Linked DNA regions of Homo sapiens: region 1 is linked to region 2. Evidence: read pairs that join two places in POLR2A ChIA-PET (ENCODE). Cell type or tissue: IMR-90. All regions are shown on one strand. Each heading gives the region's core, and the rest is flanking DNA. Links, peaks and the distances in the headings are about the cores only. Region 1 overlaps B4GALT1-AS1 (B4GALT1 antisense RNA 1). Region 2 overlaps DNAJA1 (DnaJ heat shock protein family (Hsp40) member A1).

Evidence for each region. Peaks named below come from ENCODE experiments on the same cell type or tissue, not always from the same donor. Only the 100,000 strongest peaks of a DNase experiment are listed, where the experiment ranks them.
Region 1: POLR2A ChIA-PET joins it to region 2 with 22 read pairs; 2 of 35 experiments call an interaction of 5 or more read pairs at or near these places.

What each region holds. Positions count from the first base shown.
Region 1 is chr9:33,178,464-33,195,409 of GRCh38, reverse strand. B4GALT1-AS1 (B4GALT1 antisense RNA 1) reads right to left here. Exons shown (of 3, transcript NR_108110.1): 3 at 15,427-16,085. It also overlaps a transcript of B4GALT1 not described here. Among named protein-coding and RNA genes, the nearest start is that of B4GALT1, 20 kb to the right of the region's middle. In IMR-90, for the core only: no CTCF peak of the experiment used is centred there; DNase peaks (open chromatin) are centred at 7,689 and 8,749; H3K27ac peaks cover 755 bases.
Region 2 is chr9:33,033,313-33,043,410 of GRCh38, reverse strand. It overlaps DNAJA1 (DnaJ heat shock protein family (Hsp40) member A1), which reads right to left. Exons shown (of 9, transcript NM_001539.4): 6 at 9,081-9,195; 7 at 6,722-6,837; 8 at 6,296-6,396; 9 at 3,504-4,726. The coding sequence ends at 4,508. It overlaps SMU1 (SMU1 DNA replication regulator and spliceosomal factor), which reads left to right. Exons shown (of 12, transcript NM_018225.3): 12 at 1-1,646. Among named protein-coding and RNA genes, the nearest start is that of DNAJA1, 13 kb to the right of the region's middle. In IMR-90, for the core only: no CTCF peak of the experiment used is centred there; no DNase peak of the experiment used is centred there.

The sequences.
Region 1 (16,946 bases), core at 6,448-8,947, 150 kb before region 2:
AAAGTTGTCTCTGGTGGTTAACTTTTGTCTTTCCTGACAGAGAGGGTAGGAAGACACCTTTGTCTTTGTAAATCTTCTTCTCTAGTGCCTTCAACTCAAAATAATCCTTACATCAGAGTGGCATGTTTTGGGGATGGCATATTCTGGTTTCCCACAGTGGATTTTTAATTTTTTATTTTTGAGACAGGGTCTCACTCTGTCGCCCAGACTGGAGTGCAGTGGTGAGACTGTGGCTCACTGCAGTCTCAAACTCCTGAGCTCAAGTGACCCTTCTACTTCAGCCTCCTGAATAGCTGAGACTACAGGTGTGTGCCACCACACCTAGCTAATAAAAACAAAATTTTGTAAAAATGGGGTCTCCCTATGTTGCCTAGGCTGGTTGCAAACTCCTGGGCTCAAGCGATCCTCCCACCTTGGCCTCCCAAAGTACTGGGATTATAAATGTGAGCTACTGCACCTGGCCTACAGATGGATTTTGATGGCTCTGTTTCATAGTGTTAATTTTACCCAACTGTTTAGTAACTCTAGATATTTGTGTTTTTTGTTTTTGTTTTTCTTTTTGAGACGGAGTAACGCTTCATTGCCAGGCTGGAGTGCAGTTGTGCGATCTTGGCTCACCGCAACCTCCGCCTCCCGGGTTCAAGCATTTCTCCTGCCTCAGTCTCCCGAGTAGCTGGGACTACTGGCGCATGCCACCAAGCCCGGCTATTTTTTTTTTTTTTTTTTTTTTTTTTTGATACGGAGTCTAGCTCTGTCGCCCAGGCTGGAGTGCAGTGGCATGATTTTGGCTCACTGCAAGCTCCGCCTCCCGGGTTCAAGTGATTCTCCTGCCTCAGCCTCCCGAGTAGCTGGGACTACAGGCACCCGCCACCACGCCCAGCTAATTTTTTGTAGTTTTAATAGAGACGGGGTTTCTCCGTGTTAGCCAGGACGGTCTCGATATCCTGTCCTCGTGATCCGCCTGCCTCGGCCTCCCAGAGTGCTGGGATTACAGGGAGGAGCCACCACGCCCGGCCCCAGCTAATTTTTTGTATTTTTTTTTTTTTTTTTTTTTAGTAGAGACGGGTTTCACTGTGTTAGCCAGGATGGTCTGAATCTCCTGACCTCGTGATCCGCCCACCTCGGCCTCCCAAAGTACTGGGATTACAGGCGTGAGCCACCGTGCCCAATCTGTTTGATCATTTTTAAATTGTGCATTTTTTTTTTTTTTTGAGACAGGGTCTCACTCTGTCACCCAGGCTGGAGTGCAGTGACATAATCATGGCTCACTGCAGCCTTGACGTCCCAGGCTCAAGTAAGTGACCCTCCCATCTTAGCCTCCCAAAGTGCTGGAATTACAGGTAGGAGGTATTACAATAATGCTGGGATTACAGGTATGAGTCACTGTATGAATCTAGTGCATTCTTGTTCTTGTCTGTTCTGTTTCCGGAGCCTGAATGTCATAATTTTGTGGGAGCTGCTGGGCCAGTGGCGTGCCCATAATCCCAGCTACTAAGGAAGCTGAGACAGGAGGATCACTTGAGCTCAGGAGTTTGAGATCAACCTGGACAACATAGTGAGATACTGTCTCTAAACAGAAAAAGGAAAAGGAAAAAAAAAAGAAAGTAATTTTGTGGGAAGAAGAATGTGTTGATTGGACGTATACATGGGGCACGTATGTCAGGAAGAAGAGAATCCATCATGTCTTTCAGCACACCCAGTTTCTTACTCCAGTGGGGATAGTTGCTACCTGGGGCATTCACTGGTTTGGTGCGGAGAAAATCTCCACTGCAGCTGGCTGATTAGTACAAGTGTCAGAAGTAAGGGGACAGTTGGCACAAATACTCTAGATACAGTTGCTCAATTAAGCACCCCAAGGAGTAGCCCAAGGCCCTCTTTTCTTTGTATCAAACAACTCTGACATTAGGGTAGAGTTCTTTCTTAACTCTATTTCTATTTTTGCACTTTTGAAATAGTCTTCTGGTGCAGGACTTTTTTTGCACTACTATCAATCTTTTCCTTCTTACCTGCCTTGGTGTTAAACTTAAAATGATCTGTATTCTCCCTCCTTTCCAAAATTATAAATTTCCTATTTTCTTATTTTACTATTTTTATGATTTCATGTTTTACATTCAAATCTTTAAGCCATCTGGAATTTATTCTAGTGTCAGCCATGACTTGGGGCCCTAACTTAATTTTTTCTAATGGTGAGTCACTTGTACCCACCATGTATTCCATGTGTGGGCTTTCAAAATGCAGCTCAACCCTAAGAGCTCCATAAAAGCCTAGGAGTTAAGAATAGAAACGCTAGGACTATAATTCATTCGGCTCCTAATTTCTGCTCCATTACTGCTCACTTTAGGACTCTGGCAAATCTCAGTGCTCCTTAGGGAAAAAGCTCTGACCAATGATTTAAGGCTGGGAAGGCTGAGGCAGAGAGAAGGATTTGCAGAGAACCCTCTAGAGGAGCTTCATAGTTGCTGTGTTCCAGCCACTGGGCATGGCCTTGTGGGAAACAGTGGTTCAGCCTTACAAGAAGCTGCAGGGGACTCAAGCTCTACTCTATAACTGCGTTTTCTTTCTTCAGCCCCAAGTCTTTTTCCTACTCACTCAAAGTCCTGCTCCAAGCCAGTGAGGCTTAGATACTCCTCTTCCTGGGTCCCCACTGCATTTTTGCATGTTTCTCTAAAGCTATTTTTGTAATTGTTGACATGTCTGTCATGGATTAATGAATTAGTTGATAAAGTTATCAGGCATGAAGGGTGCCATCTGCCAGGTGCAGGAGGAAAAACACACCAAAGGATATGGAGTTGCTGCTGCCTCTGTAGACCCCCTGGGGGGGTCATGGCACAGTGGTGCCACCATGCCCAGCTAATTTTTGTACACTTTTGTAGAGCAGGGTTTCACCATGTTTCCCAGGCTGGTATCAAACTCCTGGGCTCAACCATTCCACCCACCTCAGCCTCCCAAAGTGCTGGGGTTACAGGCCAGAGCCACCAAGCCCGACTTTGAAGTTTAATATATTTTAATTCAATCTACCTTATAAATTAACAAATCAAGTCATCTATATCCTTATTTACTGTATGGTTTACTGATGAGTCGTGGGCTAAGAGAAATGAATTAAAATTTCCTTCTATTATTATATTTCTGTTTCTCCATGTAGTTCCCATTTTTTGCTTTATAAATTCTGTTGCTATATTTTATGCATAAAAATGCATGACATCTTCATCGTAGCTTTCAGCCTTTATCATTACAAGGTGTTCTTCTGTGTCTTGTTTTCTGATTTTTCTTTTTTTTTGGTGAATTCAACCATGTCTGATATTAACATTGTAACCTCTGTTTTCTTTTTCTTTTCTTTTTTTTCTTTTTTTTTTTTTTGAGACAGTTTTGCTCTTGTTGCCCAGGCTGGAGTGTAATGGTGCGATCTTGGCTCACTGCAACCTCCACCCTCCACCTCCCGGGTTCAAGTAATTCTCCTGCCTCAGTCTCCCGAGTAGCTGGGATTATAGGCGTGCGCCACCACGCCCAGCTAATTTTGTATTTTTAGTAGAGACGGGGTTTCTCCATGTTGGTCAGGCTGGTCTTGAATTCCCAACCTCAGGTGATCTGCCCGCCTCGGCCTCCCAAAGTGCTGGGATTACAGGTGTGAGCCACCATGCCCGGCAGTAACGTCTGTTTTCTTGTTGCATGTATTTGCATGTACGGCGTTTATTTTTGCTTTCTATTTTTTCCTATCCTTTTACTTTTGATCTTTCTGAGAAACACTGTTTTAGATGTATCTCTTGCACATGACACTAATTGCATTTTATTTTGTGACTCCAGGAGTTGTTTCTAAAAAGTAAGATTACTGGGTCAAAAATAAAGAAAGCTTTTGTAGCTCTTAACCCTCATGACCAAATAAATTGTTTTTCACAGGTTGGACCACTTTAGCTTGTCACCAGCCATTTAGAAGCAAGCCATTTCCCCACCCCTGCCAGCACGACTATTATAGTCCTGCTTAAATTTTTAATAGGTTAAAATGGGACCTCACTGTTCTTTTATTTGCTTTCCTTGGCTTCATCAAATTTTACTTTAAGTAAGTTAAGATGGAAGAAGGATGGAGAAGTCAGCACGAAATGTCCCTTTTCAGATCTCTGCCATGAGATTGATGGGTGGTGGGGTTTCTTATTCCTGATTCCCCTGGTGACACTGAATCAATCACTTCCCACAGGCTCCTCAGCCCAGCCCTTGGCTGTTCCCAGGAGAATTATCTTTGTCCCTTCCTCGAATCTCTGCACCTTGCTTTTTTCCCTCCCGTGGTGAATAGGCACTATAACACAACAGGAAGATACAGGGGAAGATCAATTGAATGAATTTAGATCCGAACTCCATCTCTGCTAACCATTTATTAGCTAGCTATTTATCAACTCTAGCCATTTGGCCAGGCGCGATGGCTCACGCCTGTAATCCCAGCACTTTGGGAGGCCAAGGTGGGTGGATCACCTGAGGTCAGGAGTTCAAGACCAGCCTAGCCAACATGGGGAAACCCCATCACTACTAAAAATACAACAGTTAGCTGGGTGTGGTGGCGCATGCCTGTAATCCCAGCTACTTGGGAGGCTGAGGCAGGAGAATGGCTTGAACCCGGGAGGCAGAGGTTGCAGTGAGCTGAGATCGCACCATTGCACTCCAGCCTGGGTGACAGAGCAAGACTCCATCTCAAAAAAAAAAGTTCTAGCCATTTATTAATTGGGTGATCTATGGCAGTTGCTTAACCCTCTCTGTGCCTTGGTTTTCTAAGGTAATAATTCCCAAGGATAATAAAGATTACAACAGTAATACCTATTGGAGTTTTGCAAGGTAATTAACATACGTAAAAGACAGGAGCCTCTGGAAATTGCTCCTTTTCCCACTCCAATAATGAGGTTTTGTTGGAAGGTATTTCCTTCTTACATGACCCTGCTTCTTTATCTACTGTTCTTGGTCCTAGGCCAGGGACAGGTCCCTGACACAAGGAGACTCAATCAGAGTCTTTTCCTGGGACCTTTGTCATTGGGACTTGAGAAAGAAAGCCTTTGGTGCCTCTTGGGTGGAAGCTCTCAAATGTGAGACCCAGGCTACTGGCAGCCGTGTTTCCAGCCTTGAGGAAGCCAGGCTGCCAGAATGAGGCTAATGGGTGGAGAGAGAAGCAGATGCTAGAGTCTGGTATTGTTGGAATCCCTGGTTCCGGCTACCCCCAAATGCATCCTATGAGCCAGCCAATAAATATCTGATTTTCCCTAAGCTTGCTTGTGTTGAGTTTCTATTCACTTGCAACCAAAAAAGAGCTTTAGCTGGGTGCAATGGCATGTGCCTGAACTCCAGCTACTTGGGAGGCTGAAGTGGGAGGATTGCTTTAGCCCAGAAGTTCGAATCCAGCCTGGACAACATAGTGAGACCGCCTGTCTCATGTAAAAAAAAAAAAAGAAGAGTTTTAATATACCTCTCAAGACATCTTAGGATAGTAAATCATGAAGTCTCCTGTCTGTCTGTCCAGGTCTCTCTGAAAAGCCAAACACTCTGTGCAAGTCCGTCTCTGAGACACACATACACATGCATGCACACACAAATAGAATGACAGCAGCTCCCACTCCAACTGGAGGGAGCTGTGGCTCCTTCTCTGCCTGGGCTGCCTGCACATGCCTATACTTCTCCACACACACCAAAAGACAGCTGTGTCAATGCCCAGGCCACGGGAACTCCACTTGCTAAACAGAATGTTATCCCGGAAATCTGTGCCCTTCTCTGTATGCCTCTTGTCCTTTTTTCACTGCCCTATTCAGTAACTTCACAAATATATAATGAGCACCTGCCAAGAACCATGTCAGGCCTGGGGCAACAAACAGCCCCTGCTGTCAAGGAACCCGCAGGCTTGTGGGGCCGTCATGCTATCAAAAGGCAGCTCCAAGAGAGACAGTGGGATGAGTGTCAAACAGATGTTTCAGCCAAGTATGGCAGGAGCTCAGAGGAGGCCTCATCACTTGTTGCCTGGGACAGACGTCTGGCTGGTCTGCCCACCTCCCACCCCAGCCCTCCCTGTGCGCTGCTGCCAGAATGTCTTCCTGAACACAGCTATGTAAGTCCCTCTCCCTCTGCAAGCCTGAGCCCGCATTCCTTAGCTTGACAAAATCCTAATCCAGATATTGCTTCAACCTATTTTTTCAGCCACACCATCCGCTGTTCTCCATTCACAAACCTCACCCACAAGTCTAAAGAGTAAAAAGTAAAAGGATCAGTTTGCAAAAATCCACTATAGATGTACAGATTGGGTGTGTGTGTAGGGGAAACAGCACACTTGGGATGCATTTGCAGACCTTGTTCCAGATTCAGGTCTAACGTCACCCCCATCCCCAGGAAACCTTCCTTGCTTCTCCAAGTGAAATTAACCTCTTCCTTTTCTGAATCTATATAACCCTCTCTGTACACCTCTGTTAGAGCACAGATTGCTCCTATCTTTTTAGGAGTGCACATATTTTTTAACTGCTTGTGGAGACAGATGGTGTCCTATGGAGTATGGTACAAAGTAGGGATTCAAAAGCTGTTTGCTGACTATTTGGAACCATGTGAAACACCATTTGCCATTCATCAGATGGACTCTGGCTGCTGAAGTGCCCAAGTTCCTGTCATGAGCTGGCTTTACCTACTCCTTTGCACTCCAAGGATGATGTTTTCACTCCTGAGCTGATCTCCTGTATTGTTACCTCTGTCTGATCTGTCATTTGTCATCTTCTTGTGAACCTGTGGCCACTGAAGTTTGAATTCCCAGCCTCTCTCATTTATTCCTTTATTCAGGAAACCATTATTGATGCCTCATTGGTGGCCAGTTCAATGCTCACTATCAGGAACACAAGGATGGTGTCCTGCCCTGGGATCCCTGACTTGGGAAGGGTAGGGAAGAGGTAGAGGGAAGACAAAGACATGAGTGATGGGATACAAGGAGAAGTGATGTGGCCCGAAGAGAATAGCAGGGAGAGTGCTGAGGGGGTCACAGCAGAAGGCTTGGGTTGGGGAATATGGGCTAGGGAAAGTCGTTGACACACCCACATCCATACCAACTAAATTCTCTCTTCCCCTACACTCCTTAGCGTATTTTAACTGGGCCCTTGATTGCCACAGCTGCAAGCTCTGGCCTCCCAATTCCAGGACCTGTGCTGATGGAGTCAGGAAACATTTGAATAGCCTCGGTACAGCTTATTCTACCGCCCTCCCCAACCCTCCTGCCCATTCTCTCCCATTTCATCCCACACAAACACACAAATCTCAAGAGCTCAACACTAATCCCTCCCAGACCTGGGATCTGGGATGCTACCCACTGGACTCTCTTGAATCACCTCTGCTGCAGTTCATACCCAGGACACTGGGCTCAGGAAACCACTCAGGCTCCTGAGCTGTATGGGGGACCTGCTTTTCCTGTCCCTAGGGCTTGGGGCTCACCACACACATCTGTGATGTCCCTAAATTATTAGAGGGGCTCTAGATCTACTGGCCAATTTGCTAAGGTGCTTTGCCTCTGTCTCTCTGGGTTCCCGGTCCCACCCTAGGCACCTCCTCCACCTTCCTGCGTGCAACCACTCCCCTCAGCAAACGTGTGAGGCTGCCAGACCCTGCTGAAGAGCTGTAGGCCCTGCTGGCAGGAGACAGGCTAGCTCCAGAGAGTTGGCTGGAGGGGAATGCAGCAGATCACATTTCTTCAGCTCATGCCAAATAGTATTCAGATGTAGCTTTTCAGACAGACACAAATTGCTCATCCAATAAACACAGAAGGGCTAATCCCAGAACATTTATCAACGTGGGGAAAGATGAGAGAAAGGACAGTCACAAGAGGCCTTTGAGAGCCGACTCAGTGTGGCTGGCGCAGAGGAGGTGGTGAGACTTCCATGCACTTCTGGGGTTTTCTCCTTAAAGGGCCTGAAACCCAGCACCGGGGCTTTGGGATTTGCTGTCGTTGGGACATACAATGCCCGTATTAGTGTATACACTTCTCTGTGGTGAACAGCAATTAAGAAATCTATGTGGGCCAGGTTGCCTTTGTGAGCAGACAGCCCTCACCCCCATGTGACAATTGTCAGGTGGGAGAGCTGGCTGCAAGGACTTCATCAGCTGCCCCCACTGTGCATGCATAAAATGTGCTCATGCCTCTTCCGTATTTCCAGGGTTCACAGGGGACAGTCCCTCCTGAGCTGGAACTTCTTGCTGACAGGTGTAAGAACATGGGGACCAGAGACGCAGGGTCCTCTGCTCGTATCAGAGTGCTGGCCAAGCAACTGAAGTCCTTTGACAGCCCCTTTCCTGCTAGGCCCTTCTAACTAGCTCCATGAGCTTTCCCCCTCCAGGGATTCAGCCTGGAGATTACAGAAATCGGGCCCTGGTCTAACACCAGAGAGAGGAAGGACTAGGTGAAGCCTCTGCAGGCAGCCTGGGTCCTCCCACTGCCTGTGCAGAAACTGTGCCATACCACTGGCACTCTGATGTGTACCCAACAGAGTGGGAGGTGGGCCATGGGAAGGAGGAGGCAATGACTAGATTAGGGTAAGGTCATGAAAGTAACTGCTGACTTTTATATAGTCAGAATATTTTGAAAATTAAAGCTGAGAGAATAAAACTTTCTATGGGGCCAAACTACAGCCTCAGCTGGCAGGGACTCTGTGGCCCCAGAGCTTGATGGGAACAAGGTGCTTTCTGGCATATGGCTGGTCCTGACACAATCAGGAAGTCGAGGGGAATTCCCAGGCAATACTCCCATGATCCCATGAGGCACATGTGCTATTTTGGATATTACTTTCCAGATAAGACACAGTGAAGTTAGGTAACATGTCCGGGTCACCCAGTTCAAGACTGGGAGGCTTCAGAATCTAATCTGACTCATACTGCACACAGGTCTATGGAGAGATATGGGGGTTTCAGGAATATCCAGTTGTGTGGGACTCCTTAAGAGGGTAGAGTTTGGAGGTCTGGGGTCCTCAGGGTTGGGATGCTGTCTTCAGGGCACAATGCTCAGGCAGTTTCCACTGAGGACCTGGGGTCTCTATAATTAGGGTGACTAACCCTACCAGTTTCCCCAGAACTGAGAGGGTTCTTGAGATTTGGGACTTTTCATTTTATAACTGGGATGGTCCTGGGAAAGGCAGGACAAGTTGGTCGTCTACCTGGAACAAAAGGACTGGGCACAGATCATCGCCATGGACTTCGGGACCCACCTGCAGCTCAGCCAAGCCACACATCCCCAGGCTGGGGACCTGGGGAGTGGCATGCTGATTAGGAAAATGGGCAGAGTGGCAGCCAGCTGGGAACAGCTCCCCCAGACCGCAGGCAGCAGTAAAGCAGGGCTACCGTGGCCCCAGAGCTTGACTGGAACAAGGTGCATTCTGGCATGGCTGATCCTACACAAACAAGAAGGTTGAGGGGAGTTCCCAGGTGAGGAATTCCCGGCAGCCAGGGAGCATGAACCAGGTGGCTTCCACTCTGCCTGCAGGAAGGAAATTTCTTTTCTGGTTCCTGAAACTTCACTCCTATCAGGAATGGCCTCTCTCCTACCTACCCACCTGGGGGACTCACACTGACCTGCATTTCTAGGCTCTTAACCTTCTCTCCCTCTCTGACTTTGTCCTGCTTGTTGTAGAACTGTGTTTATTCATCAGTCTCTTTCTTTTGTTTTTTTGTTTGAGACAGAGTCTCACTCTGTCGCCAGGCTGGACAGTGCAGTGGCCCGATCTCGGCTCACTGCAACCTCCACCTCCCAGGTTCAAGTGATCTTCGTGCCTCAGCTTCCTGAATAGCTGGGACTACAGGCGCCCGCCACTGCTCCAGGCCAATTTCTGTATTTTTAATAGAGACCGGGTTTCACCATGTTAGCCAGTCTGGTCTCGAACTCCTGACCTCGAGTGACCTGCCCATCTCAGTTTCCCAAAGTGCTGGGATTACAGGTGTGAGTCAATGCGCCCAGCCAGTCTCTTTGCTTTTGCAGATCTGAAACTCACTGGTACAACACTTGGACGATTTTTAATATAAGGGGATTGAGTTCTAAGGCACAGAAACCATGGGCAGAAATGCTAATAGGCTTCAGGAAAGACCAGAATGGGGGCAAAGAAGCCTCAGGAATATGGGTATTTCTCTTTCATTTCTATGTCCACTTCTCTGTCTGTGGTCTGTTTCATTCTCTCAGCTTTCTTTGCTTCTCTGTGCATTGGCAGAAGGTGGAATGTTTACATCATCTCAATTCCAGCCACACCCAGGGGCCGACTAGCTTTCCGGAATAGCAAATCTAAATTCTCAGGAGAAATCATCTGATTAGCCCAACTTGGGTCACATGCTCACCCCTGGCCCAGACAGCTGTGGCTGGAGGCTGGGGTCAAGCAGTATCAACATGGCTACCCAGGACCCTTCCTAAAGAGGGGCAAGTTTGTGGAGAAAGGAGTCACCCTGAGCTGGCTAGACATGTTTGCTCTCTATCATATATGTTTCCTGAACTGGTAGGTAACTGTGCCTTCTCTTCCCAGAGTTTATAATATTTCTTTTGTGGCTCCCTGGTGGTTGGCTTGATGTTAGTCTCATTCTGGAATATTTAAAAAATTAATTTGGATAATTGTGGGAAGCTATTTAACAAGCCAGGTCTTAAACAGTGTGGCCCATTATCTCTACCTTATACAGCACCCTATCATTATCTCCTTTGCATGATGGTTTAGAGCGTTGCAGCTCAAAGTGTGATCTGTGGATCAGCAGCATTGGTATTGCCCGAGAGCTTGTTGGAACTCCAGAATGCAGTTCCTAACTACTTGAACAGAGTCTGCATTTTAACAGCTCCCCAGGTGATCCACATTAAAGTTTGGTGAGCACCTGGAGGAGGTTCTTGTCTTTTCTCTCCTATTAGACTGAAAATTCTGAGGGCAGGGACTGTATTTACAAACCTCAATTGTCCACTTCCTATGTGTAAAGTAACTTGCTTTGTCTTGCAGGCGACAGAGCTTATCAAATGCAGTTATGAGCGAATTTTAAGCTCAGGATAGTGGTTGAAGAGGGTAAATTAATTACAGTAGTCCACCCTTATCCTTGGGTATATGTTCTCAGACCCCCAGTGGATGCTGGAAACTGCTGATTGTATTGAACCCTACATACATCCTATGTTTTTGTGTGTGTGTGTGTGTGTGTGTGTGTGTGTGTGTACAAGAGTGACTTTATTTTATTTTGTTTTATTTTTCAAGATTGATGACAATTCTTTTTCTTTTTTATATTTCCTTTTTTATTATTATTATACTTTAAGTTCTGGGATACATGTGCAGGATGTGCAGGTTTGTTACATAGGTATACATGTGCCGTGGTGGTTTGCTGCACTCACCAACCCATCACCTACATTAGGTATTTCTCTAAATGCTATCCCTCCCTTAGCACCCCCAACCCCCAGCAGGCCCCAGCGTGTGATGTTCCCCTCCCTGTGTCCATGTGTTCTCATTGTTCAACTCCCACTTAACAAGTGAGAACATGCGGTGTTTGGTTTTCTGTTCCTGTGTTAGTTTGCTGAGAATGATGGTGTCCAGCTTCATCCATGTCCCTGCAAAGGACATGAACTCATCCTTTTTTATGGCTGCATAGTATTCCATGGTGTATATGTGCCACATTTTCTTTTTTCTTTTATTATTATACTTTAAGTTTTAGGGTACATGTGCACATTGTGCAGGTTAGTTACATATGTATACATGTGCCACGCTGGTGCGCTGCACCCACTAACTTGTCATCTAGCATTGGGTATATCTCCCAATGCTATCCCTCCCCCCTCCCCCCACCCCACAACAGTCCAGAGTGTGATGTTCCCCTTCCTGTATCCATGTGATCTCATTGTTCAATTCCCACCTATGAGTGAGAATATGCGGTGTTTCGTTTTTTGTTCTTGCGATAGTTTACTGAGAATGATGATTTCCAATTTCATCCATGTCCCTACAAAGGACATGAACTCATCATTTTTTATGGCTGCATAGTATTCCATGGTGTATATGTGCCACATTTTCTTAATCCAGTCTATCATTGTTGGACATTTGGGTTGGTTCCAAGTCTTTGCTATTGTGAATAGTGCCGCAATAAACATACGTGTGCATGTGTCTTTATAGCAGCATGATTTATAGTCCTTTGGGTATCATCCTATGTTTTTTTTATTTGATAACCAAAACAGCTACTAATGGGTAGCTATCTAATGAGCAGGCAATATACACAGTATGGATAAGCTGGAAAAAAGGATGATTCATGTCCTGGGTGGGATGGCAAGGGACAGGGCAAGATTTCGTCACACTACTCAGAGCAGTGTGCAATTTAAAACTTATGAATTTTTTATTTCTGAAATTTTCCATTTAATATTTTTAGGCCACGGTTAACCTCCAGTAACTGAGACATCGGAAAGCGATGGATAAGCGGGTACTACTGTACATGTTATCTGAATTTTCCTTTAATCCTGCAGGAGGTGGAGGGAAGTTGGGGGTATAGATGAAATAAACATGGCTAAATGTTGATTTTTTTTTTAAGTGGGGTGATGGGAACTTGGAGACTTACACTATTTTCTCTATTTTTGTATATTTTTAAAATTTTCCACAATAAAAATTATAAGGAATGGCTGAAGACATTGTAAGAGATCATCTCGCTTGTCAAAATAAGTTAGTTTCCTAGCCAAATGAAGTAAATCCAAGGCACTAAGAGAATTTCCAAATGAAATTGCTCAATCCTTGTCAGAGACTTTTGGAGGATGAATATAGCGGGGAGAAGTTTGGAACATTAGTCCTGTGTAAATGATTTTTTAATTTTGCAAAAGGAGGAGTGGTAATCAGTTTCCTTCTGTTACTTCAAATCAGCTTATGGGGGGAAAAAAGGGAGGAGTAATTCACCAGGTTACATAACTGGTCAGTCCAGGGGGAGTCTGATACAGCATACCAGGGCGTAACCCTCTAGCTTCCTTTTTGGCTTATTTCTCAGATAGGCTCTTTCCATATAATGGCTGTAATGAGATGGACAGCGTACCTCCAAAATTCATTTCTATCCGAAACCTCAGAATTGAGCTTATTTGGAAATAGTCTTTGCAGATGCAATTAGTTAAGCCAAGATGGGGTCATACTGGATTAGGGTGAGCCCAAGTCCAATGACTGGTTTCCTTATAAGAGGAGAGGACACATCAACAGGAGAAAATCATAGGCAGAGAGAAGGCCATGTGAAGATGAGGGCAGAGAATAGAATGATGCTGCTACAAGCCAAGGAATGCCAAGGATGGCTGCGAGCCACCAGAAGCTAGAAGAGGCAAGAAAGAATTCTTTCTTAGAGTTTTCAGAAGGAGCGTATCCAGCCTGGGCAACAGAGTGAGACCTTGTCTCCACAAAAAAAAATTTTTTTAAATTAGCTGGGCATGGTGGCATATGCCTGTGGTCCCAGCTACTAGGAAGGGTGACAGAGTGAAACCCTATCTAAAAAAAAAAAAAAAGAAAGAAAAGAAAAAGAAGAAGAAGCCTGTCCCTGCTGACACCTTGATATTTTGGACTTTTAGCCTCCAGAACTGTAAGAGAATCAATTTCTGTTGTTTGAAGCCACCAAGTCTGGATAATTTGTTAGAGGAGTCCTTGGAAACTAATACAGCACCCTTGCTACTCCAGACTGGCCATTCCAGAGGAAAGGAAAAGCCTTTTACTCAACATTTGCAGCAGAAGTCCTGGGAGAAGAAGGGACATTGCTCATTAGTCCTTCTTGGGCCACATGTTGATCCTTGAACAAATCAACTGTGGCCAGAGGGGTATAGTGCTCTGATTGGCCAGATATAAGTCACCCAGGCCATAGCGACCCCGTAGTTAGCCTGTCCCAACCACATAGGGAAGAGTGGGAGTCTCTAACAGAAGGAGTAATGTTGAAGAGGAGGCACAAAAAATCAATACCTGTCCATTACAGGAAGACGTTGATTCTGCAAACTACACTCTTATCTAAGAATAGTTTGTGTGTGTGTGTGTGTGTGTGTGTGTGTGTGTGTGTAAGACAGGGTCTTGCTCTGTTGCCCAGGCTGGAATGCAGTGGTGCAATCACATCTCACTGCCACCTCAACCTCCTGGGCTTAGGCAATCCTCTCACCTCAGCCTCATGAGTAGTTGTGACTACAGACACATACCACCACCACGCCTGGCTAATTTTTTTTATTTTTAATAGAGACAAGGTCTCACTATGTTGCCCAGGCTAATCTTGAACTCCTGGGCTCAAGCAATGCTCCTGCCTCAGCCTCTTGAAGTGCTGAGATTACAGGCGTGAGCCATTGTGCCTGGCCAAGGATAGACTTTTAAAGATGTAAAGGAAGTGGAGATTTCTCAGAACAAGCCAGAGCAAAGACTATCACATTTCTTTTTTTAACAGGTCCCTAAACTGCCAGATCACAGTGCTGCATTTGATAGTCTGTTGGCAAACTGGGTCGGCCTTTAACAATCTATGGCATGTTATTCCTGTGACTAAAAAGGAAAATATGGGTTGGATGATAGTACAATTAAAGGGAAATTGAACTTTTTTAAATGACTGGAATGAACCTTTGCCATTATACTTGTCACTCAACAGGCAATCCCCCATCTTATTTTGGAAAATTTTCCAGTGTATATAGTACTGGAGGGCTCAATGCCCTAGCTCCCACCATGGAGGCAGAAAGGGGAAGATTCGTTCCTCCCCTACCTAGCAGCTAGGGCTCAAGCATGTGAATTGGCTCGGTCATTCCCACTGCAGACTCTGAATTCTTAGGAGTGACGCTAAGAGGCAGGAATGGTGTCGAAATTATTCATGGAGGCAGCAGCAGCATGAACGGTCCTGTAGCAGTGGTGTTAAATAATCATGGGCAATGGTGGCCACGGCAGAGCAGTGTTATAATTGACTGTTTTAATAGTCAAAAACTCTGGTTGGTACATGGACTTTATTTAAAGGATTCAAGTCAACTTATAGGAATGTTTCCACTGTTCCAGGATGCTGCCTTCAGCCCTGTCTTTTAGTTTAACATGAACATAAAAAAGTGAATGTTGTTTCGGAAGACATTGATGAAAGTATGATATTGGAAATTGCGGAGATGATGGTCCTGCTCTATTCTGTTGCTTAGACCCCGGCTGGAATGCTGCATTCAGTTATGGACCCTACTAAATGCCCAGGTAGTCAAAGCCCAATCAAAGACGAATAATCGGGACAGGGAAGGAACTCAATAAGGAAGCATGAAGAACAATGGAAATGGAGCTGGGCATGGTGGTGTGTGCCTGTAATCCTGGCTACTCGGAAGGCTGAGGTGGGAGGATCACTTGAGCCCAGAGTTCAAGACCAGGCTGGGCAACATAGTGAGACCCCATCTCTTAAAAAAAGAGGTAGAATTGATAGGTAGCCTGGTGAGGAGTTGTCTTCAGGTTGGGAGAAGGTACATGGCTGATCTCTTTAAACAACAGAAAGACCATCACGTGGAAAAGGATTCAGTTTATTCTCTGGCTCCAAGGAACAAACTTGATATTACTGAGGAAGTTATAGACATGGATTTTAGCTTAATGCAGATGCTCCTTTACTTACAACGGGCTTCATCCCAATAAACTCATCGTAAGTTGAAAATATTGTAAGTTGAAAATGCACTTAACATATCTAAGCTCCCAAAGATCACAGTTTAGCCTAGCCTTCCTCAAATATTCTCAGAACATTTACATTAACCTATAGTTGGGCAAAAGCATCTAACACAAAGCCTATTTTAAAAATAGAAGGTTGGTCTTCATATGTTGCTAGCCTGGAAAAGATCAAAATTCAAAATTTGAAATACAGTTTCTATGGAATGCATATTGCTTTTGCACCACTGTAAAATCAAAAAGTTGTAAGTCTAACAGTAAGTCAGGGACTGTTTGTATAAGAAGGCTTAATAGTTGGTTCAGTGATAGCCACAAGGGAGCAGGCTGCCTCATGACATAGCGAGCTCCCTGTCACTGGAGGTGTGCACACAAAGCCAAGAGAACTCTCAGAGAGTGTATGGTGTGTGGAAATCCTCACTGGATGAAGTTAGGGTCGATGTCCTTCCATATTCTCTCTGATGCTGAAATCTGATGAAGTCCATAGCGCAGGTTGGGAAGAACAGGAAACTGGAGGAAAAGAGACCAGATTTATTACAAATTGTGAGCTGTTCTGGAGTACAATTCCCAGCCACCATTCTAGCTCCAGAAAAAGAAAAATTCATGGAGGGTTGCATTATTCCCAATTCTTCACCACTCCCTATATCCAGTCCCTTTGTCATGTGACTTTGAAGTTTCTCCCACTAGAGGCAGAATATGATAATGTTGGGTTGGCCAATCAACTTGTTTTGGCTCATAGAATGTGGGTGGAAGTGACCATTCCAACCACAGGCTTTATGAGATATTGGGGCTTTTTGTTCACCCATCTTGTGCCATGTGAAAAACATGCCCTTGGTGGGCATCACAGAAGAAATAGAGACACATGCCATAGACTAACCTAGCCAACCTGCAGAGCTACTACATCCTTAAGCAGAGCTGTCCCCGCCAATCCATGGACACCTGAGAGAGAAATACATGCTTTATTATTGTATGGCACTTCAATTTGGTCGTTATTTGCTAAGCAGCATTATTATGGCAATAACTAATTAGCAATTAGTTATGGGATATTCCAACAATTTTAAGATACAGCAATTGAAGGCAGTTGCCAGGCTTCTGTTGGCCTTTCTAGGATCTGAGAAAGCAGCACTTGAGGCAAATAACCTATCCCAACAGACTGTAGACATATCCTGTCTTGGGTATAGATGTTGCTGGAAATGGATGACCAAAGTCACTGAGCAGGGCCTGGACCCAGTGCCATGGCACCTGTGTACAGGTTGGGATAAAGGGGTGAGAGGAGGAAGCAGACCCACTTCGGGTCATGAGAACAAGTATAGTTGAGCACTCAGAACAAAATATAGATGGTAATAGCATCCTGACACGCAGTTTATTTGT
Region 2 (10,098 bases), core at 1,392-3,891:
GCAGGTAGACTACAGGGTAGTTTCCGCATATACAAAAGGTGTTTTAATTCTTGCTGTCAGTCTCAGAAGTTTCATGCTGAGATAACCAAATTTAAATGATAAAGGTGCAAGACTGACTCTTAAAATCACATTTTTTCAAATTGCCATAGCTTGCTAGTGTTCTCATTCACTGTGCTTTTACAGCTTCATTTTCCACTATTTTAAGAGAAGAAATTGCTATGAAGTGTATGTCCAAGTGAGGAAGTTCCCTGGTCTGAGGTTGTTTAAAACTTACAATAGGCCGGGCACGGTGGCTCAAGCCTGTAATCCCAGCACTTTGGGAGGCCGAGGTGGGTGGATCACGAGGTCAGGAGTTCAAGACCACCCTGGCCAACATGGTGACACCCTGTCTCTACTAAGGATACAAAATTAGCCGGGCATGGTGGCACACGCCTGTAGTCCCAGCTACCTAGGAGGCTGAGGCAGGAGAATAGCTGGAACCCGGGAGGCAGAGGTTGCAGTGAGCTGAGACTGTGCCACTGCACTCCAGCCTGGGTGACAGAGCAAGACTTGGTCTCAAAAACAAAAAACAAAAAAACCAAACTTGGAATAGCAAGGGCTGCCCATTATTTAACCTTCCACGGCAATTTTAACAGTGGTATTCTGTTCCAAGTGGTTAATATTAAATCCATGTGTCAGTGTTGGTGGCTTTCAACCTTGGCTGCGCATAATCATTTTGATGCTTAGGCTACACCCAGCCGAGTTATACAGAATCCCTGGAGGGTGGGACCTGATGAGTGTTTTAATGTTTCCCGGGTAATTCCAATGGTAGCCAAGGTTAAGAACCAGTACCGTACGTACAAAAAAGTTGAGAAGCTAATTTCACGTACAGAAAATTTGCCACTGTTCCAAGAGCACTCTCAAGCGACATAATTGGCCTCTACTCCTATTCCCTACAAGTATGAATGGGCAGGAGAAGCATCACAGAGAAAGCAGAGTTAGTGCTGGAACTTGTATTTTTGTGGATGATGACCTTGGTTAATGTTTTTTCATAGGCTCTGTTTCATAGGCTTTGTTTTTTCATAGGCTCTCCCTCATTACATTGTTCTGAGAATTAAATATGGCTGCTTACATAGTAATGAAGGGTTCAACAGAGGCTGTTAGTGGTAGTAATAATACAAGCTGAAAAACTACACAGACAAACCTATCAGTTTCTGCCTCTTCAGGATATAACTATTAGGTTAGTGCAAAAGTAATTGCGGTTTTTGCCATTAAAAGTAATGGCACATTACTTTTGCACCAACCGACCTAATATGACTTTCTTTTAGTGTTCTTAGGATTTTTAATTGTAAAACATGTAACAAATTTTCCTAAACAATTGTGCAATTCAGTGGCATTATTTACGATGTTACGCAACCACTATTGTATTTCCAAAATGTCATCACCCTAAACAGAAGCCCTGTAACATTGTCAATTAACTTCTCCTTCCCTTCCCCTCAGCCTTTGGTACTGTTTCTGCCTCAATGCATTTGTCTAAGTTTAGTTCATATAAGTGAAATTATACAATACTTGTCCTTTTTTATCTGGCTTATTTCATTTAGCATGTTTTAAAGGTTCATCCATGTATCAAACAGTAAAGTGCTTCATATTTGGGGGAAGTATAAAAAGTATTCCTTTTAATGGCTGTGTATTTCACAGTGTATGTACACATGTATATTGAGAATTGAGAGATTTGTAGGTACACATTAACCATTTGTTGGTGGACAGTCAGGTTTCCACTTTGGGCTGTTGAGAATGCACAGTAAACACTGACCATACGAGTTTTTTTTTTTTTTTTTTTTTTTTGAGACAGTCTCCCTCTTGTCGCCCAGGCTGGAGTACAATGATACAATCTTGGTTCGCTGCAACCTCCACCTCCTGGGTTCAAGCGTTTCTCCTGCCTCAGCCTCCCAAGTAGCTGGGATTATAGGCGCCCACCACCACACCCGGCTAATTTTTGTCTTTTTAGTGGAGACGGGGTTTCACCACGTTGGCCAGGCTGGTCTTCAACTCCTGACCTTAGGTGATCAGCCCGCCTAGGCTGCCCAAAGTGCTGAGATTAGAGGTATGAGCCACCGCGCCCGGCCTTCATTCGTTTTTAATTCCTTTTGTATAGTCATCCCTCAGTATCCATGGGGGTACTGGTTCCAGGACTTTCCATGGATACCAGAATCCGAGGGTACTCAAGTCCCTGATATAAAACAAGATGGTTATTTGCATATAACCTACACATCCTGCGTAATTTAGCCATCTAGCTCTAGGTTACTGGTAATACCTAATACAATGTAAGTACTATGTAAACAGCTGTTATACTTTTAACAGCTGAAGTCTGTACATGGTCAGGAAACAATTTTTCCCAATTGTTTTTGATCCAAAGTTGACTAAATCCATGGATGTGAAACCCAAAAAGGAGGGCCAGCTCTGGGTCATGTGGTAATTCCATGTTTAGCTTTTTAAGCAGCTGCCAGACTTTTCTACAGCAACTGCAACATTTTACATTACCACCAACAAAGTACAGAGGGTTCCAATTTCTCCATATTCTTATTTTCCATTTTTTGGATTAGAGCTATCCTATTAGGTATGAAGTGGTATCTGGTTTTTATGTGCATTTCCCTTATGACTGACAAACGCTGAAAACCTTGTGTGAGATTTGTAAAAATTTTTAAGCGTCCTATAAACAATGCTTTTTTTTTTTTTTTTTTTTTTTTGAGACGGAGTCTTGCTGTCACCCAGGCTGGAGCGCAATGGTGCAATCTTGGTTCACTGCAACCTCCGGACTGGGTTTGAGCAATTCTGCCTCAGCCTCCCGAGTAGCTGGGACTACAGGTGAGTGCTACCACACCTGGCTAATTTTTGTACTTTTAGTAAAGTACACCACGTTTTCACCAAGTTGGCCAGGCTGGTCTCAAACTCCTGACCTCAGGTGATCTGCCTGCCTTGTCCTCCCAAAGTGCTGGGATCACAGGTGTGAGCCACTGCCACCATGCCTGGCCTAAACAATGCTCTTAAATGCATTAAAATACAGGTTCAGAGATTTTTAGAATTTGTACATAAACCCAGTGAAAAGTGAAATCTGTCACAAAGCACTTTTTTGAACACCGATCAATTATACTTTCCTGAACATCTGCTTCACATCTCCAACTTTAGGGTAGCTGTGGGTGGCTGGCACAGACTAAAAGGAAGTTGACAAACACTGATGGTTTGGGAACCTTATTTTTTAAAGTTTTTCTCCTTTTTAAACTTGTATTCTTTATGAGAACTTGTTCTCTCATGCTCACTCCAATGTTTGCAGTTTTCTAAGTCCCCTTCTTCTTGGCTCATTACCCAGTCCTCCACTTTTACTCTCCATCCTATTTAATATTATTTAACTATAGTTCAATAGTATTTTTGTATCACTCATTCAGACTAGCTAAAATAAAGCTATGTATCTTAGTTAAAAGCCAAAATTTGATGATCTGGGAAAAAAAAGCCTGTAGTGACACACATTGGAGATGCTTTGTAATTAGTATATTAAGGAGACAATACATTTCAAGAATTGCTTAAATTCTGATACCCAGATTTAAGCATGTGAACATATGAGACTTTTAAACATACAATTAAAGCTATTCATCATAATTTGCTATACTACCAACATAACTTTGGAGCGAAAGTCAAATGGTTTAAAGTAATCCTGTAACATACCTAAAGAACACCTTCCTATATTACGCATGCAAATTCTCCACGTAAAGGTCTTTTCACTTTAATTTCTGTTACCCAGCTCTGAAGTCACTACTTGGGCTTATCATGGTCCACAGACAAGGAGGGGAGCAAATGACCAGGACTGGTCAAGATTATATATATATATGTATATATATATGAATGGCACAGCAGAAGGAAACACAATTCTGGAAGTGCAAGCCTTCAAGAAGCAGCATATTATGATAAACCCCTCCTACAGAAAGGTATCATTTTTATCACTGATACCACAGGATAAATTATATATTACGCCATCTTCAAGTAACAGCTGAGGCAACAGAATAAATGCAGAGGCATTACAATGAATCCCACTTAATATAAAGAACTATACAGACCAACACTTCTCTACAAAATTTTTTTTTCCTCATTGCCAGTTAAATACAGAGTTTTACTTTCATAGCTTAACAATGAAGGGTCATACACTGAAGCCAATACATATACCTAGCATTTCAGTCTAAGCTTGTCCACGTACATAGCTGAAGTCAATTACAAGGTTTGGCCTAGAAATGCTAGGGGAACTTCTTTGTAGTTTTTACAGGTATTAAACTTCATCTTGCACACTGAAGTCATCATACATACAGGGCAAAATCAGAGCTTTTATATTTGCGTTTATTCTTCATTTAACTTTTTAAAACACTACTATAGTTTATTAAAACAAAAACAAGAGCAAGTAGTGAGCATATTATGATTACAGTCCTTCACTCATTCACTACTGCACATTAAATGCCAGCAGTGAGTGTTATTCACTGGCCCATTAAGAGGTCTGACACTGAACACCACCTCTGGGATGATGTTCATCATCCTCATATGCTTCTCCATTGTAGTGGCGCCGTCTTTCCTGATTTGGATCAAAGTCCACCAGTTCTACTTGGTCCATCTCATCAGTCTCTTCCACTTCCTTCCTCTCGGGTAGGAGTTTTTCCAGCAAAGACAGTTTATCAGGAGAGAGAAAGCCATTCTCAGGAAAGTTTACCTTCAAAAGAAACTTTCACTGTTCAATCTGATTTCATCATTAGCTCCCTTAGAGTATCATGGACCCATTTTCCCCAGAAAAACACATGTAAACACGTAATATTTAGGTGAATCTGCCAATCTCAGGTTAGAACAGGCTCTAAAAAGGCACAGTGCATAGCACACTCTGAACTAGAGTTCAAGGATTATGACCAGAAGTCAGGCTTTATTAAAAATGATTGTATTAAATAAAACTGCACTTTAACAACCATTGTTCTATCCAGCAAACTGACTTTTTAATACCAAAACCCATCCTGCAACAGCCTAACCCTTCTTACGACATATTTAAACAAAGCTATTCTTACTCTCAAAAGGGTAGTTCTTCCTTACCAAAGATGTTTTTAGGCCAGGCGCGGTGGCTCATACAATTGGGATTACAAATCCCAACACTTTGGGAAGCTGAGATGGGCAGATCACCTGAGGTCAAGAGTTTGAGACCAGCCTGGCCAATATGGTGAAACCCCATCTCTACTAAAAAGCCCAGCGTGGTGGCGGGCACCTGTATTCCCAGCTACTCAGGAGGCTGAGGCAGGAGAACTGCTTGAACCCAGGAGGTGGAGGTTACAGTGATCCAGGATCGCACCACTGCACTCCACCTTGGGTGACAGAACAAGACTCCCGTCTCAAAAAGGAAAAAAAAAAAAAAAAGTTTTAATTAATATTTTTATGGTGACAGGCCAATTTAAGACTCAGGAAAATGACTGGATTGCTTTATACCTATTAACAAATCAAGCATTACACTATTTTGCCAAGAAATCTGCAATTATTATAAAGCACCTCTCAACTTTAAGATGCCAGTTACAACCTTTCATTAGTAAAATACCCACTTGTCCCACACACCCTTCCCACAACCTATCTTTAAATATCCAATTAATGATGCAAAAAACCCCATCCTCAACTTGTTAACAAAGAATGCTCAACATGACAGAAGTAGTTATTAGGTAAATTTTCTTTTTTCTTTTTTTGAGACAGGGTCTCATTCTGTCACCCAGGTTGAAGTACAGTGACACGATCTTGATTCACTGCAGCCTTGACCACCTAGGCTCAAGCAATCCTCCCACCTCAGCCTCCCGAGTAGCTGGGACTACAGGTGTGTGCCACCATGCCTGGCTAATTTTTGTACTTTTTGTAGAGATGGGGTTTTGCCATGTTGCCCAGGCTGGCCTTTAACTCCTGAGCTCAAGCAATCCACCTGTCTTGGCCTCCCAAAGCACTGGGATTATAGGTGTGTGCCAGTGGCACGTGGCCAGATCCATATATTTCTTGCTGTGGAAAAATGTAAGTTTCAGGTTCTGAGGCATTCAGAAATTTTAATTTTTTTTTTTTTTTGTTTTTTTAAAGAGACAGGGTTTCACTATGTTGCCCAGGCTGTTCTCAAAACTCCAGGGCTCAAGGGATCCTCCTGCCTCAGCCTCTCAAAATGCGGGGATTACAGGCATGAGCTACTTGCACCTGGCTGAAATTTTACTTTTTTATCAGATTTTAGTAAGCCAATTGTTCTCAAGTATTCTTAAAGTACATTACAGCTTACCTTAAATTCGATGATTAGGCGACCCTTTTCATATGGTCTACGATAAATTGGCATGCCTTCATTTAGTACACACTTGATATCTCCATGCTTGACAATCTGACCTAAAAACATTGAAGCCAAGTTCTTCCTTAAGTATGGTCACATTTTTATGAGGCAGGGAATATAAAGAACAGAGCACTGTCCTAGCTCATTGGCAGGAGTAAAACTTACGTGGCAAAGCAATCCTGTTACCTTTCACTTATGGGTTTTCCAAGGGCTGACAAGAGAGCCAAGACCTTATAACTTCATCTAAGCCCAGAGAAGGATATGTAACCGAGAAAGAAAAACAATGGGTTTCCCTCAGTGCCTATACTACACTTTGTTAACAGGAGACAAGGAAAATACTAGAATAGAAAAGAGAAGTTTAAGCTTGCCTAGTTCCCATACCTGGATGAGAGGTGATGACGATGGTTCGGTTGTCAAGAGTAGATATTGGCTTCTGGAAGCCACACAGTGCTTCAACGAGCTGTATGTCCATACACATGAAAAGGTCTTCTCCTCGTCTGCATAAAATATGACACATATTTATATTTTTCAAATCACGAATCAGTAGATGTACCAAAGCAGGCTGTTTTTTTGTTTAATAAAAGCAAAGGGTCTTTTACAAAGACACCCTTTTCTTCCCCCATTGTAAAAATCAAGCAGAGCAGAGATCTGGGAAGAGCAAACATGTGCAACCTGCCAGCCCCGTTTCCTAGTTAAGGATTCAAAGTCATTCCACACACTCTAGGCAGCCTTTACCATTTACCATCAGTGAACTGTTTCATTACCTAGTTTTAAATCTGGTTTCTCAGAGGGGAAAAAAAAAAAACAACTCACAAGAGTGAGGGTTAGGCCAGGCACTGTGGTTCGCATCTGTAATTCCAGCAGTTTGGGAGGCTGAGGAGGGTGGATCACCTAAGGTCTGAAGTTCAAGACCAGCCTGGCCAACATGGTGAAACCCCATCTCTACTAAAAATACAAAAAATCAGCCAGGCATGGTGGCGCGCACCTGTAGTTCCAGCTACTCGGGAGGCTGAGGCAGGAGAATCACTTGAATCTGGAGGCAGAGATTGCAGTGAGTTGAGATCGTGCCACTGCACTCTAGCCTGGGCAGGGTCCTAGATAATTTAGGCTCTATGAAATTAAACAATGAGGATATGTCCAATTTAAAGGGACTCTAACAATTTCCTCATTGATGAACCTGAAATAATATTTCCTGGCATATTGTGAGTGAACACAGCCTTTCATATTTAACGTTAACAGCCCACTTCCTCCTTCTCATGCTTAGACTTTCCTTTTCCAACCCACATTAATAAAACATCTTTAGGCTGGGCGCGGTGGCTCATGCCTGTAATCCCAGCACTTTGGGAGGCCGAGGCAGGTGGATTGCCTAAGGTCAGGAGTTCGATACCAGCCTGGCCAACATGGTGAAACCCGTCTCTACTAAAAATACAAAAATCAGCTGGGCGTGGTGGTGGGCGCCTGTAATCCCAGCTACTCGGGAGGCTGAGGTGAGAGAATTGCTTGAACCTGGGAGTTGGAGGTTGCAGTGAGCCAAGATCTCACCATCGCAATCCAGCCTGGGCCTGTTGAGCGAAACTGCATCTCAAAAAAAATAAATAAATAAATAAAACATCTTTAATACCCTTCTCAAATGACAGCATCAAAAGCCTGAGCTTGACAACATTTCCCATTATCTTCAGACATTTGTAAAATATTAGTCTTTTTTTTTGAGACCAAGTTTTGCTCTTTTTGCCCAGGCTGGAGTGCAATGGCGCCATCTCAACTCACCGCGACCTCTGCCTCCTGTGTTCAAGTGATTCTCCTGCCTCAGGGCCTGCCACCATGCCTGGCTAATTTTTTAATTTTTAACAGAGATGGCATTTCACCATGTTGGCTAGGCTGGTCTTGAACTCCTGACCATCCACCTCGGCCTCCTAAAGTGTTGGGATTACAGGCGTAAGCCACCAAACCAAGCTGAAATATTAATTAATCCTAAACTAGTTTAAGATGTTCCCAATTTCACCTCCACTCCATTAAAAAAAAAAAAAAAAAAAGGTGGGTTCTTACTGTCACCCAGGCTAGAATGCAGTGGCATGATCATAACCTTGAACTCCTGAGTTCAAGCCACTCTTCTGCCTCAGCCTCCCCAGTAGCTAGGACTCCTGGCCTCAAGTGATCCTCCCACCTCAGCCTCCCAAGTTGCTGGGAATATAGCATGCACAGAGGGTGTTATGTTAGCCATGGATCACAAACATTTGCTGTTAATCATCCATCTTTCTTGTGCTTCAGTGTTCATCATACTCATTATTTAGCTCAAAATGGTAGACCTGAATTTATACTTAGTATTGAGTTACAATTTAAGTTTCCTACAGAGATGCTTTTGGATATTTATAATTAAAAGCAATTCAATTTATCATAAATGAGATTGAAAACTGGTGAGAGCTTTAAGGCACTTAAATTGCTTTACAAAGATTGAGGGCAAATTTTTGTCCAGGGATGTTTTCCCCACCCATCTGCTGCTTAGGTTCACACAAAACATCTAATTGAAACACATTTTCAACGTTCCATACTTAGAGACAAAAAGCTAAAAATCTGATCCTATGTATTCAACCTCTTATGATCTGAACAATGGTTAACAATCTTCCTGAGAAATAGGTTCTAAGAGTAATGGAAAACACTTTAAAAAAAACAAAAAAACAAAAAACAAAACCAACAACCCAAATATGTGATATCAATTTGAGTGGTTGATAAAAGTCTTTACCGAGTAAAAACAGCATGGTCCTTCTGATCTAACACAATGATAATATCGCCTGGCTCCAGTCCTGGTTCTTGGTCTCCTTCACCATGGAATGTTATCTTCTGGCCATCTTTCATGCCTAAAAACAAAACATTAATTTTGTACTTTTATTAAATATCCAACTAAGGTCAGAATCATAAAATCTATACATAGATGTTTGTTTATGCATAAAAATCACAGAAATGACTAAGAAAGCCCACTTAAGTAGTTCAGTCCAATTTGCTCCTGAAGAAAGGTATCATAGTGGAGAACACAAACTCCAGAGGCAAAGAGACTAGCCTTCAAATCTCAGAGCTGCTATTCACTGGCTGGATTACCCTGGGGAAGTAAGCTGCATATCCTTTCCAAGTTTCAACTTTCCCACAGACACCTACACCTCATTAGCAATATTTAGAGTATTAACTCAACAGGTATATGCTGGTACTAAACCATGACTGGCTAACACTGGTTATAACCAAAAAATGTTAATTAAGTATTTCAGTTTCATTACTTATAACACATCAAATTACTTCTATTAAAAGTCTAACAGCAATGTAAATCAAGACCCTTCTATTGTAGTATTTATATATAAAACTAAAAAAATTTTAAATCTATAATCTTCTCTTGAGATAGGATCTTGCTCTGTTGCCTAGGCTGGAGTGCAGTGGCACAAACATGGCTCACTGCAGCCTCCATCTCCTGGGCTCAAGTGATCCTCCCACCTCAGCCTCCCGAGTAGCCAGGACCACAGACCAGCTAATTTTTGAATTTTTTTTTTTTTAATAGAGATGGGGGTTCTCATGTCGCTCAGGCTGGTCTTGAACTACTGGGCTCAAGGGATCCTGCCTCGGCATCCTATAGTGTTCGGATTACAGACCTGAGCCCCTGTGCCTGAAAATCCGTATTTTAAAGAACTATTCAGTATAGTCCCCTTAAAAAAAGGGTAATTATACTTTGAGAGGCCGAGTCAGGAGGATACCCTGAGGATAGCACCCTGGAGCAC